Linked DNA regions of Homo sapiens: region 2 is linked to region 1. Evidence: read pairs that join two places in POLR2A ChIA-PET (ENCODE). Cell type or tissue: HepG2. All regions are shown on one strand. Links, peaks and the distances in the headings refer to the core of each region. The heading gives the core; the rest is flanking DNA.

Evidence for each region. ChIA-PET counts read pairs that join two places held together with the same protein. Peaks named below come from ENCODE experiments on the same cell type or tissue, not always from the same donor. Only the 100,000 strongest peaks of a DNase experiment are listed, where the experiment ranks them.
Region 2: POLR2A ChIA-PET joins it to region 1 with 5 read pairs; 1 of 35 experiments calls an interaction of 5 or more read pairs at or near these places.

What each region holds. Positions count from the first base shown.
Region 1 is chr13:40,560,579-40,568,576 of GRCh38, forward strand. It overlaps FOXO1 (forkhead box O1), which reads right to left. Exons shown (of 3, transcript NM_002015.4): 2 at 1-282. Among named protein-coding and RNA genes, the nearest start is that of LINC00598, 84 kb to the left of the region's middle. RefSeq lists enhancers at 2,750-3,503, 4,386-4,475. In HepG2, for the core only: a CTCF peak has its summit at 3,999; DNase peaks (open chromatin) are centred at 2,873, 3,423 and 4,083; H3K4me3 peaks cover 1,593 bases.
Region 2 is chr13:40,784,448-40,788,895 of GRCh38, forward strand. No RefSeq gene overlaps it. Among named protein-coding and RNA genes, the nearest start is that of SLC25A15, 2.9 kb to the right of the region's middle. In HepG2, for the core only: no CTCF peak of the experiment used is centred there; DNase peaks (open chromatin) are centred at 1,779 and 2,254; H3K4me3 peaks cover 780 bases.

The DNA.
Region 1 (7,998 bases), core at 1,876-5,875:
ATTGCTGTGAGAGCCAGGGCTTGCAGGCCATTTGGAAAACTGTGATCCAGGGCTGTCCCCAGCACCCTCCTGGCCAGACTGGAGAGATGCTTTCTTCTTGGCAGCTCGGCTTCGGCTCTTAGCAAATTTACTGTTGTTGTCCATGGATGCAGCTCTTCTCCTAGGAGATTTCCCGCTCTTGCCACCCTCTGGATTGAGCATCCACCAAGAACTTTTTCCAGTTCCTTCATTCTGCACACGAATGAACTTGCTGTGTAGGGACAGATTATGACGAATTGAATTCTGTAAGGCAAAACATCTTATTAGAAGTACAATACTTCTCTGCTTGCAAAACTTCCTATTCTACATGTATTACATGGAAAACAAGTAAAAAATCTTAAGAGTGTGTGCTACAGATTTCCATCTGAACAGTCCTAATGGCTCTGAAGCCACTACAAAAGATCTCAAATAGCACAGGAATAAATAGTATCTTATCTTAAAAACAATATCTGTGGCTGGGTGCGGTGGCTCACGCCTGTAATCCTAGCACTTTGCGAGGCCCAGGCAAGCGGATCATGAGATCAGGAGATCAAGAGCATCCTGGCTAACACAGTGAAACCCCATCTCTACTAAAAATACAAAAAATTAGCCAGGCATGGTGGTGCAAACCTGTAGTCCCAGCTACTCGGGAGGCTGGGGCAGGAGAATGGCGTGAACCTGGGAGGCGGAGCTTGCAGTGAGGCGAGATCGTGCCACTGCACTCCAGCCTGGGAGACAGAGTGAGACTCGATCTCAAAAAAAAAAAAAAAAAAATTCTATATCTTAATTTAATGAAGGGACAAAATTTAATAAAGAGTATTGTAAATACCTTCTTTTATACAGCTACATTTTATGGAAAAATCAAAGGAATTGGTTTTAATAACCGCTTAAATTTTGCTTAGCTACAATAGTACTCTGTATCAAAGTGCTATCAAAAACCCCTTCCATTCTACTATCCTTAAAACTACTGCCAATTCTCTTCAGTTTGAACCTGTGCCATTTACATAAAGAAGTTTTATATTACTGGGCCCACATACTTACAGAAACAAAAAAGACAAAAGAATATAGAATATATAGAATATAGAATATAGGCCAGGCATGGTGGTTCACACCTATAATCCCAGCACTGTAGGAGGCCAAGGCAGGCAGATCACCTGAGGTCAGGAGTTCAAGACCAGCCTAGCCAACATGGTGAAACCCCATCTCTACTAAAAATACAAAAATTAGTCGGGTGTGGTGGCAGGCGCCAGTAATCCCAGCTACTTGGCAGGCTGAGGCAGGAGAAGGAGACTGCGGTGAGCTGAGATCACTCCAGCCTGGGCAACAAGAGTTAAACACTCTGTCGCCAAAAAAAAAAAAAAAAAAAGAATATAGAAATATAGAGCTGATCAAGAATTAAAGGCCCCCAAATTAATAAGACTTGGATTCATTCACACCTTTAAAGCCCATTAAGCAAATACAAGTGAATGTAAGGAAAACAGAGTCATTGCTTTTGTATTTGAGAAAGCTGACCTGCCAAAAGAAATTTTTTTTTAATTCAAGTAGTGCCCCTACCCTCCAGTTCTACCAATGACCAGTAGTATGAGCAGGATGCACCAACTAACTCCATGACACACCTCCACGTAGCCAGGGGCTACACTGTCCAAACAGACAACCTGGGATGGGAAGAAATGACAGAGAACGCAAAGAGCTCTAACTCTCAAGCTACCGCAGCTTCATAACTAATCATGCCATGTTTATCATCCCTAGGCCAACTAGGGAAGAAAAACCAACAATCTTTCTTTTGAGTACTTCCTGGGTGGCTCTGCTACTTACTTACCTAGGTGACCTTGGGAAGCTGCCTAGCCCCTAATGTGTCTTAAGTTTCCTCACCTGTAAAGCAGGGCTAAATTACAGAGCCTTATCAGGGTTGTTACATGTACTAAATGAGATACATAAAAATGCTCAGCGGTGCCTGGCATGTAAGCAGTCACCATGAAGGGAATATTAGACCCCAACTTAGAATAGTGGTATCCTGCGCCCCAAAGTCCTGCTTCTCTATTCCTATTCAGTGTGGTATGTATAGGAGCTTAGAAGTAGTACAGATACAAACCCACAACTGCAAATATATGGTGAAAGGGGCCAGAGGTGGTCTCTCCAAGTTTCAGCAGAAACACCAGAGCCAGGCTGCAGATGAGAAAGCCATGGTTTGATTCACCTCCTCTACAACACAGAGTAAGATGGTGTTCAGGGGAGTCCGTGGGACACGTGGAAAAGGAGACGAGGGAAACGCTGTGAGCTCCCCAGAAGGAAGGGCCTTGTCTTATAGCTTCTGGCCCCCAGCACAGTACAGGGCACACAGCCACTACACCTTGTTCATTCAGCAGCCTCTTTCCTCAGAGGTCTGCTCCCAAGGAGTGGGATTCTGGGTGCCCTAAGACCCTGGAATGTGCACAGTCTCCCAGCTTTCTTGGCCTCCTCTGCCAACTGGATGCAAGGCTCAGCTGACCATGCCCCCTGCATCTCTGCGGCCCCTCTTCTCAACCACAAAAAGGCTCTGGCTGGATTTGTGGTCACCCAGGGGTGCAGCCACAGCGCCCACATCCTCATGCCATTGACATGGGACGCCCGGGCCCGAGTGCCAACCACTGCGCCTGAGCAGAGCCTCTGCACAGCAGGATGAGGCCTGGCTCCAACACAAACTGGGAGAGAAGTCTTCTCTCATTAAAAGGTGGTAGAAGAGAGAAAATGGAGGGGTCTCACTTTCTAAAGGGAGATGCAAAAGTCAGGGTAAGGCCCAGCAGTCAGGGCTGAGAAATCCACATTTCAAAACGCCCTCTGACTCTCTGTACTGCATTCCGCCTAAAGATTTCAACACAGCAGCTACGTGACAAGCCCTCCTGCCAGAGCATACAGTGAAGTGTGAGAGCGGGGAAGACACCACCGGAGCCCCAGATTCCCGGCTGGAACGGAGCAGGTGTGTGGTGATGGCAGTGACTGTCTCCTGTTCCCAAGAATCCCCACCTTCCTCCACACCCAAGATCTACCCTCACCTCGAGACACGCTGTGAGGAGGGCCAGGGGCTTAGAGTAGGTACAAGAATCCCTAAAAGAGGCCAGGGAGTACATTTCCCTCCCATCCTATTGCATTCCCCTAAGATCCCCAAATTCCTATGGGAAGGCGCCACACACACACATGTATGCTCACAGAGCCACAGCCTTGTCTGCTGTACCCACCAACCCCAGCCGAACCGAGTTCTTAATTCCTCCTTAAGATCAGCAGGCCCGCACTTGGGGTAGCACTGGAATGCAGCCCTGCAGTCTGACCCTGACATTTTCTATACACTGGAAGTCCAGGCATTTGCACAATATTCCATCATGACAGTTTTGTTCTTTGAACACAATAGACACACAGATAAGCTCCGATGAAATCTCTGGAGGAGAGGAAGCTTGACTCCTGTCCCTGTCACATTTAGTTAATGATAAAGGGGGAAGAAAGATCTTCCCAGATAGAAGCTTCCTGGTTGTTGCATTGACTTGGGGAGAGGGGGTGAAGCTCTCTAACATTCATGATAAGCCTGTCAGATCACTGGCAAGCCCAGCTGGGGGTCATTTTTAAAAAGACTGCAGGAGACATAATAAGGAAATCTTTAAAACATTCAAGAAGCGTTCACTAACTCAGGTGGGACATATACTAATTTAGACTTTAAAAAAAAAAAAGCCACAGCAGTCTCCTACTTATCAAAACATCATATTACATATTTTTCTAAGAGGACATTTCAGGTCGCTCTTTGAGTAACAGAGCTGTTTCCTAACTTTGCCAACAATTAAAATTTTTTCCGAACAGGAAAAGGTTTGCTGTGCAGGACTTGTTACATAAATTCCTGTTTTTCACACAGCCAGCGGGACATTAAAGAAGCTACGGTTTCTAGGGGGTGGGGTTTGAAAAGGTAAATTTTGTAAAAATGTGTTGCTATTAACGACGTTGTGTCTGCACTCCCCTACTGGCCACAGGAGAGGCTGGATGGAAGAGCAGTTCACCAGAAGGACTTCGCAGCAGAGCCGCGTGAGACTGCTGGGCTCTGAAATATTATGCCCTTGAACTCTCAACAAATATTACCTGAGGACAGAGGCAGGATGTCAGGACAGAGGTTCATGCCCTGTCAATCACTTGCCCAAATCCAGCGTTTCTACATGACGGCACTAGAGAAACACAAGCCAGCCAATCTCCTCTCCACTAGCTTGTTTCTCTGCAGCCCCACTCACAAGCCTCTGCACACACCCCATCTGCCATCTGCATGCCTGGCCACCCCAAGCAGTGCAGCATGTGCTTCCTGGGAAGCCTGACCCAATGAGCTCCACAGATGGGGGAGTCGGGGAACCCCGACATGGTGTAGTCGGGGAACCCCGACATGGTGTACTTGCTTGTTCAACCTGCTCTGCTGGCTGTTCTATGTTCAGATTCTGAGTTCCTTAAAGAGCAAATGGGCTAAAGCTTGTCTTTAATTTCTAATATCATAGCCTCAATAACTGTTTGTTGCTTGACCCCCAAAAAAATTACAAGGAAGATATGGTGTCTTACACAATACACATCTTTTAACCATCCATTTGAGTACCAATTCATGTCAACTAACATTTACTGGAAACTATTTTGTGGAAGGAGTAGCGAAAGACATGAAGGAATGAGACACAGAACATGCCCTCCAGAAGCTTTTGATCTACCTGGGGAGAAAATAAGTACACGTAAAGAGCCACTTAATAGGATGACACAACCCATAGACTGTCCAGGAACACGGACCTTTTCTCTCCAAAGGCTGCCACCCTGCCCTCCATGCCCCAGCTTCTGTCTCAGCCCAACTGGCCCCTCCAGAAGCATTTCTTGATGACCTCATCCCATCCTGCAGCTCTAACATGGGACCTTACTTACTCACCCCTCTTTATGATTCCACTATGTCTGATCCCTGGGGCGGTGGGGGGGCATGCCTGACTTCCCACTACACTGTGAGCTGCTCAAGTGAGCACAGGGACCTTTGTCTGTCTTCTTGTACACTGTATCCTCACAGCACCAACACCATAGGGGCACTCAAGTATCTGTTGAACAGATTAGTATTTCCTACATTTACAAAGTTGGTGCAAAGATTAAATGAGATAGTATGCGTGGAAAGGCTTACCTTAATCTCTATTAGCTAATGTTACTGTTATCACTACTGGCATAATAGCATCCATAAAATAACATATGTCTGTGTTTTACAGACCTATGTATGTCATAAACATTAGTCTTATTTCTTTATAACCACACACTGCACTGCTCTCACTTAACATGAGGCTTTTTTATATGTTAATTACTGGAAAGATTGACTGGTTTGGGAAAAACAGTTCATTTTTCTCTTGACACTAGATATTGCCTCAGAACTGATTCAAATACTAAGGTGAGGCTGTCAGTGCCCTGGTCAGCCAATGTCACTAGAATATTTAAGTCTTCTCAAGGTGCTGCAGCCAAGCCACATGTGCAGGCATCACACATTGCTGGGGCCAGGGGCCTCCGAGCTCTGGACACAGCCAGCATGTGCAGAGCAGCAGCAGGGGTTGGCAGAGCAGGGACCTCAACAGGCCAGTTGGGAAGCTCCATGAAGGATGGTTCTGATGTTCTGTCTCTGTGGCTGGAAGAAGTGAGGTGCTGAGGCTGGTCCCCAGAGACCCCTGAGGACACATGCCCTCCCCAGGATGCTCCCAGACCCACTGTCTAAGGCAATCATCAGCCACTGAAGTGCAGGATGAAATCTTTACAACTTTCATTGACTTTCATTTTTTTTTTTTTTTTAAAGACAGAGTCTCACTCTGTTGCCCAGGCTGGAGTGCAGTGGCTTGATCTTGGCTCACTGCAACCTCTGCCTCCCAGGTTCAAGCGATTCTCCTGCCTCAGCCTCCTGAGTAGCTGGGATTACAGTCACCTGTCACCACGCCTGGCTAATTATTTGTATTTTTAGTACAGGCGGGGTTTCACCATGTTGGCCAGGCTGGTCTCGAACTCCTGACCTCGTGATCTGCCTGCCTCAGTCTCCACAAAGCGCTGGGATTACAGGCGTGAGCCACTGCGCCTGGCCTACTTTAAATTTTTTATCTCATTCTTTTAAAATTCTTATTTGTGAATGTATTATATAATTACACAATATATTTAAAGTGTATAAACAAATACATGTTTTATCAAAAAGGGTATGTGATTTTTTTAATAAAAACCATTTACAGACCACTAGTCAGTCTATCACGGTAGTCTTCTAGGAGCCTGAAGGCCCAATAAAGATGATCAAGTGAACAGAACTAGCTCTAAATCAAGTCTAGGTTGACTTTGCCCCCATCCCTCAAGACTGGGTTGAAAAAAGAGACCTGGTCCCACCCTCTGCTTGCAGCTCTCTGCCTCCTAAGAGCTGAGCCTGGCTGCCTTCCCAGCCACTTCTCTTCACCCTGGCCTGGACTCTCACATCCCCAACTCCTGTCTTCCAACCTGAGCTGCCACTTGACATGCATCTAGCCTGTCCCTCAGCCTATATGAAGACCACCACCTGTCAGCCACGGGTCTCCACACCACTGCTACATTCTACATTTCTTTCTGCTTGGCAGTTCTATGATTACCCTGGTCTTTATATTTAACCAAAAATAATGCAAAACCTCAACTTAAGGCTGAATACACCTTGCTCATGAAACCCTTAGATGGCCTTCATACCCCGTGTTTTATATTTTTGTATTTATTTCATAGTTTATTATATAAACTATGTATTTTATAGTTTACTGCTGTCAATACATCTCATTCCATCCTTGCAACAGCCCTATAAGGCAGGTATTACTGGCTTCACTTTAGAAATGGAAAAGGAAAAATTAAGACTCAGAAAATGATCTGTCCAGTTAGGGTTCAAAGCAAAGCTCTGTGATTCTACCTGCAACCCCACTGCTGGCTGAAAAAACTATCCCCTTGCCTTCACCACTGTTAAGAAGAATCAAAGGAACATACTTAAGGCTGAGGTTACTTGTGTGCACCTTGAGGGAGCAGAAATAATTCTGCTTACTAGTTTACAAAGCTCATTTTCTGCCTTAACAGGTGATAAATTTACACAATGTGGGCGGGCGTGGTGGCTCACACCTGTAATCCTGGCACTTTGGGAGGCTGAGGAGGGCAGATCACAAGATCAGGAGTTCGAGACCAGCCTGGGCAATATGGTGAAACCCCATCTCTACTAAAGATACAAAAATTAGCTGGGCATGGTGGTGGGCACCTGTAGTCCCAGGTACTCGGGAGACTGAGGCAGGAGAATCACTTGAACCTGGGAGGCAGAGGTTGCAGTGAGCCGAGATCGCACCACTGCACTCTAGACTGGGCAACAGAGCAAGACTCCGTCTTAAAAAAAAAAAATTTACACAATGTGATTTGCTCTTATTCTAGTGGGTTCTTCTTTATGGCAGGAATCCATAGCAGCTGAAGCGTGCATTTCAGATGTGAGCATCATCCTAGGGAAAACCTGTGGGGACTCACAGGGAAAGCGGAAAGGTCCCCAGAGACCCCCAGCTACCTAGAACTGCCCACCACCCTGCGTGAAGGTGTGAGCAACAGCCACCAAATCCAACAAAAAGAACTTCACACTCAGAAACTGGAACATATGATTAAATGAACTCATTGTCCCAGAAATTCTAGAAATTCTTTCAAAATGCTAGACAAACTACATTTTCCCAAAGCATTTAATCTAATTTCTGTGAACTTTCTCAATGTGTGCGATTGTTATGCAGGCTCCCGGCATGGCCTTTATTCCCTCCCTCCTCCTTCCTCTCTTTTACACCAGCTCTTCCTGCACTTCCACAAGTGAAAACAAACTGAACTAGGAAAATCTATTCAACAGAGTTCCCATTAAGAGTTACTAATAAAACAACAACTTTTAAAAATAATCCATTTTGTTTGCAAACAGAAGGAAAACATGACCTTTTGCCAACCCTTTTTTTACAAGAGTTGTCAGTA
Region 2 (4,448 bases), core at 386-4,385, 220 kb after region 1:
CTGGTCTCAAACTCCTGACCTCAGGTGATCTGCTGGCCTCAGCCTCCCATTTTCTTTCTTATTAACTATAAATATATTTGAGTCAGAGATGTTTTATGCTGTTGATCTGCTTGCAACTCCAATTAACTCACTTTGTGAAAACATGCCCCATGTGGTATAAGAACCAGGGATACATTTTGTGAAATTATTTCTCCTTTTAGTGTCATTAACCAGTGCATTGTGAAATTTTGTTGAAATAGCAAATGCTTGCTTTTCCATGCAGACATTCCAAGTCTGTCCTCTCACCTCTGACCTGCGTCACACTTGCCACCCATCACAAAGCCAGCTGCTTTGAAATCTCTGAATCGTGCAATTCCAAGTACAGCAAACGGTTACCTGGAGCAGAGAGGTCAGTGTGTTGACGTGTTTCCTGTTTGGAACCTAGGTCTGAAATACCATTGAATTGAGCTACCTCTATAGACAGCAGTGATCCATGTCTCTAAAATGTTGTTCTCAAGAGGCCATAGGATTCCTAGGAATTTTTTTTTTTTTGAGATGGAGTCTCACTCTGCCACCCAGGCTGGAGTGCAGTCGCACAATCTTGGCTCACTGCAACCTCCGCCTCCCAGGTTCAAGCGATTCTCCTGCCTCAGCCTCCCGAGTAGCTGGGATTACAGGCACGTGCCACCAAGCCCGGCTAATTTCTGTATTTTTAGTAGAGACAGGGTTTTACCATGTTGGTCACGCTGGTCTCAAACTCCTGACCTCAGGTGATCCACCCCCATTAGCCTCCAAAGATGCTAGGATTACAGGCATGAGCCACCACACCCGGCCAGGATTCCTAGGAAATTACACTCAGAACAAAGTTTGCATGGACACTTTCTTAATTTAGTGCCAATCAGATGATTTTACAATCACTTCTCTGAGCATCTGAGAGATAGGAAGCATTTTTAACATCTATATATTTATTTCTTTCTTCCTAAAATAAAGATAGCAGAAAGAGCCACTGTTGTGGGGGATTTTAAGCTGTGGAGGTGACTTTTATAAAATATTATAGAAGGAGATGTATTTCAGAAGAAAGAACTTCCAGTTCCTGCAGCCCTTTTGCCTTTTTTTTGAGACAGAGTCTCGCTCTGTCACCCAGGCCAGAGTGCAGTGGCCCAATCTCGGCTCACTGCAACCTCCACCTTCTGGGTTCAAGCAATTCTCTGCCTCAACCTCCCAAGTAGCTGGGATTACAGGCACCTGCCACCATGCATGGCTAAATTTTTGAATTTTTAGTGGAGACGGGGTTTCACCATATTGACCAGGCTGGTCTTGAACTCCTGACCTTGTGATCCACCCGCCTCAGCCTCCCAAAGCACTGGGATTACAGGCGTGAGCCACCACATCTGGCACCTCTTGCTTTTAATAAGAAGCCTCGGCTGGGCTCAGTGGCTCATGCCTGTAATCCCAGCACTTTGGGAGGCCGAGGCAGGCGGATCGCTTGAGGTCAGGAGTTCAAGACTAGCCTGGCAAACATGGTGAAACGCCATCTCTACTAAAAATACAAAAAAATTAGCCAGGCATGGTGGCGGGCGCCTGCAATCCCAGCTACTCGGGAGGCTGAGGCAGGATAATTGCTTGAACCCGGGAGGCAGAGGTTGCAGTGAGCCGAGATCGCGCCATTGCTCTCCAGCCTAGGCGACAGAGCAAGACTCCGTCTCAAAGAAAGAAAGAAAAAAAGCCTCTGGGAGGGAGCACTGCACAGTGTACCAGCTGAGCGCCTGACCTTTGGAGTTGGACAGAACTTTGCTGAGTCCCTGCTTTTCTCTTAGCGCCTGTGTAATGTGGCCTCCCAACACCTTGGTTTCTTCTCCAACCTCATTCTCACCAGCCATTGGGCTAGGCAAGGGGACACAGCAACTAAGTTGGACAGAAGACAAATAAATGAGAGTTTGTGCAAAAAACCCAAAAAAGGTAACTTTGTAGACTATGGATTAAAAATCTGAGCAAAATTCCGATAGTTTCTTATAGAACAAATTGGGAGGCATGGAGAGGAGAAATGTGGAAGGCTTGGGAGTGATGAGAGTTTGGAACAGCCCTTGTCAGGATAGGAGAGGAAGGGGCTCAAGGAAGACAAGAGAAAGCACTAGGCTAGGGCCCAATGGCTCGAGGAGAGTACCAAGCGCCCTGCATGGTGGACTGTTCCAGCAGGCTGATGGAACACAGGGGGTTCAAAGGAACCAGTGATGCAGTCATGCTGTGGCTGGGGTTTACAAAAGGCTAAGTGACTCACTAAAGGTCACACAGGGACATTTACACAAACATCCTGGCCCCAAGTCCAGTGCTCTTTCTAATCTATAACAGGGTCTTTCCTTTTTTTTTTTTTTTGACAGGGTCTTGCTCAGTCGCCCAGGCTGGACTGCAGTGGCATGAACACAGCTCAAGAGCTCTTGCCACAGCTTCCCCAGTAGCTGGGACTACAGGCATGCGCCACCACACCAGGTTTAAAAAAATTTTTTTTTGTTTTGATTTTTAGTAAAGACAGGGGCTCACTGATACTGTCATTGCAAAAATTATAACCAAGAAAATTATGATGGTCAAAGAGATCTGACCTAACTGACTCTATCTTGCTTCTAACCTCCAAACTGTCCTTGTTCTGGGTGTAGGCCCAACTAACTCTGGGAGGAGCTTAGATTATAGTTTAGCGTTGAAACAAAGACGACAACAGCCCTTTCCCAAAACAAACCCCCTTCCTGCCTGGGGACTAGGCCGCCTTGTAGGACTAACAAATTAGCCACAAGTTTACAAATTATGGTTTAGGAGTCATGCAGCTGGAGACTGCAAGATTCTAAACCTCCCCAAATAGCTCCTCAGGATGACATCACTATTGTAAAACCTAAGATCACAGATAAGATTGAGATATTTTTGCAGAGCCTGTACTTGATGGATTGATCAGCTGGCACTACCCAGATTGATAAACTGCCTCATCTGGTTTTGTGGCCCCCACCCAGGAACCGACTCAGCGTAAGAGGACAGTTTAGACTCCCTATGATTTCATCTCCAACATGACCAATCAGTACTCCCACTCACTGGCCCCCTACCCACCAAATTATCCCTAAAAACTCCAAACCCCGAATTCTTGGGGAGATTGATTTGAGTAATAATAAAACTCTGGTCTCCTGCACAGCTGGTTCTGCGTGAATTAAACTGTTTCTCTATTGCAATTCCCCCATCTTGATAAATTGGCTCAGTTGAGGCAGCGGGCGAGAAGAACCCATTGGGCAGTTACATCACTGTGTTGCCCAGGTTCAACTCGAACTCCTGGGCTCAAGCAATCCTCCTGCCTCAGCCTCCCAACATGTTGGGATTACAGGCATGAGCCACCACACCCAGCCAAGTCTGTCCTTAATCAGGGTTCCTTTGGGTCTCATTTTCTGAAGCTGCAAAAGCTATTGGACCAGGTGACATTGCCAACCCCTTTAAGCTGCTGTAACTGTAGTTTCAGCTGCTGGATCTGCTTTCAGTTAGTTATGTTCCCCATCACTTTGGACAAGTCATCCCAACTCCCTGGCTTGTTTTTGTAACTCGATTACAGTCCAGAAGCCCAAGTTCTAAAGTGCTGATTCTGATGAGTGTCCATGTACCAGGCACTCTGATCCCATCATAGCATCTACTACAGCCTGGGAGGTCTACTCAAGTGTGCATTCATGTTAAGCACTAACACCAATTAAATCACTTAAATAACGTAGGTAATTATCCAATAGCACATCCAGACGTGGTGGCTCACACGTGTAATCCCAGCACTTTGAGAGGCCGAGGCAGGCAGATCACCTGAGGTCAGGAGTTCGAGACCAGCCCGGCCAAGGTGGTGAAACCCTGTCTCTACTAAAAAATACAAAATTAGCTGGGTGTGGTGGCGCATGCCTGTAATCCCAGCTACTTGGGAAGCTAAGGCAGGAGAATCGCTTGAACCCAGGAGGGGGAGGTTGCAGTGAGCTGAGATTGCACCATTGCACTCCAGCTCGGGTGACAGAGTGAGACTCTGTCTCAAAAAAAAAAAGAAAAAAAAAGAAAAAAATAATAATCCAACAGCACATCTAAACAAGGCTTAAAGTTGTAAAATAAAATTACACTGTGTGGAGGGTGTGTGTGTGTGTGTGTGTGTGTGTGTGTGGGTGAGAGAGAGAGAGAGAGAGAGATGAGGTCTCTGTCATCCAGGCTGGAGTGCAACAGTGCCATCATAGCTCACTGCGGCCTCCAATTCCTGGCCTCAAGCGATCCTCCCGCCTTGGCCTCCCAAATAGCTAAGAATAGAGGCATGTGTCACCACACCTTTTTTTTTTTGTCGTTGTTTGTTTGTTTTTATGAAACGGAGTCTCGCTGTGTAGCCCAGGCTGGAGTGTAGTGATGCAATCTTGGCTCACTGCAACCTTCACCTCCCAGATTCAAGCGATTCTCCTGCCTCAGCCTCCCTAGTAGCTGGG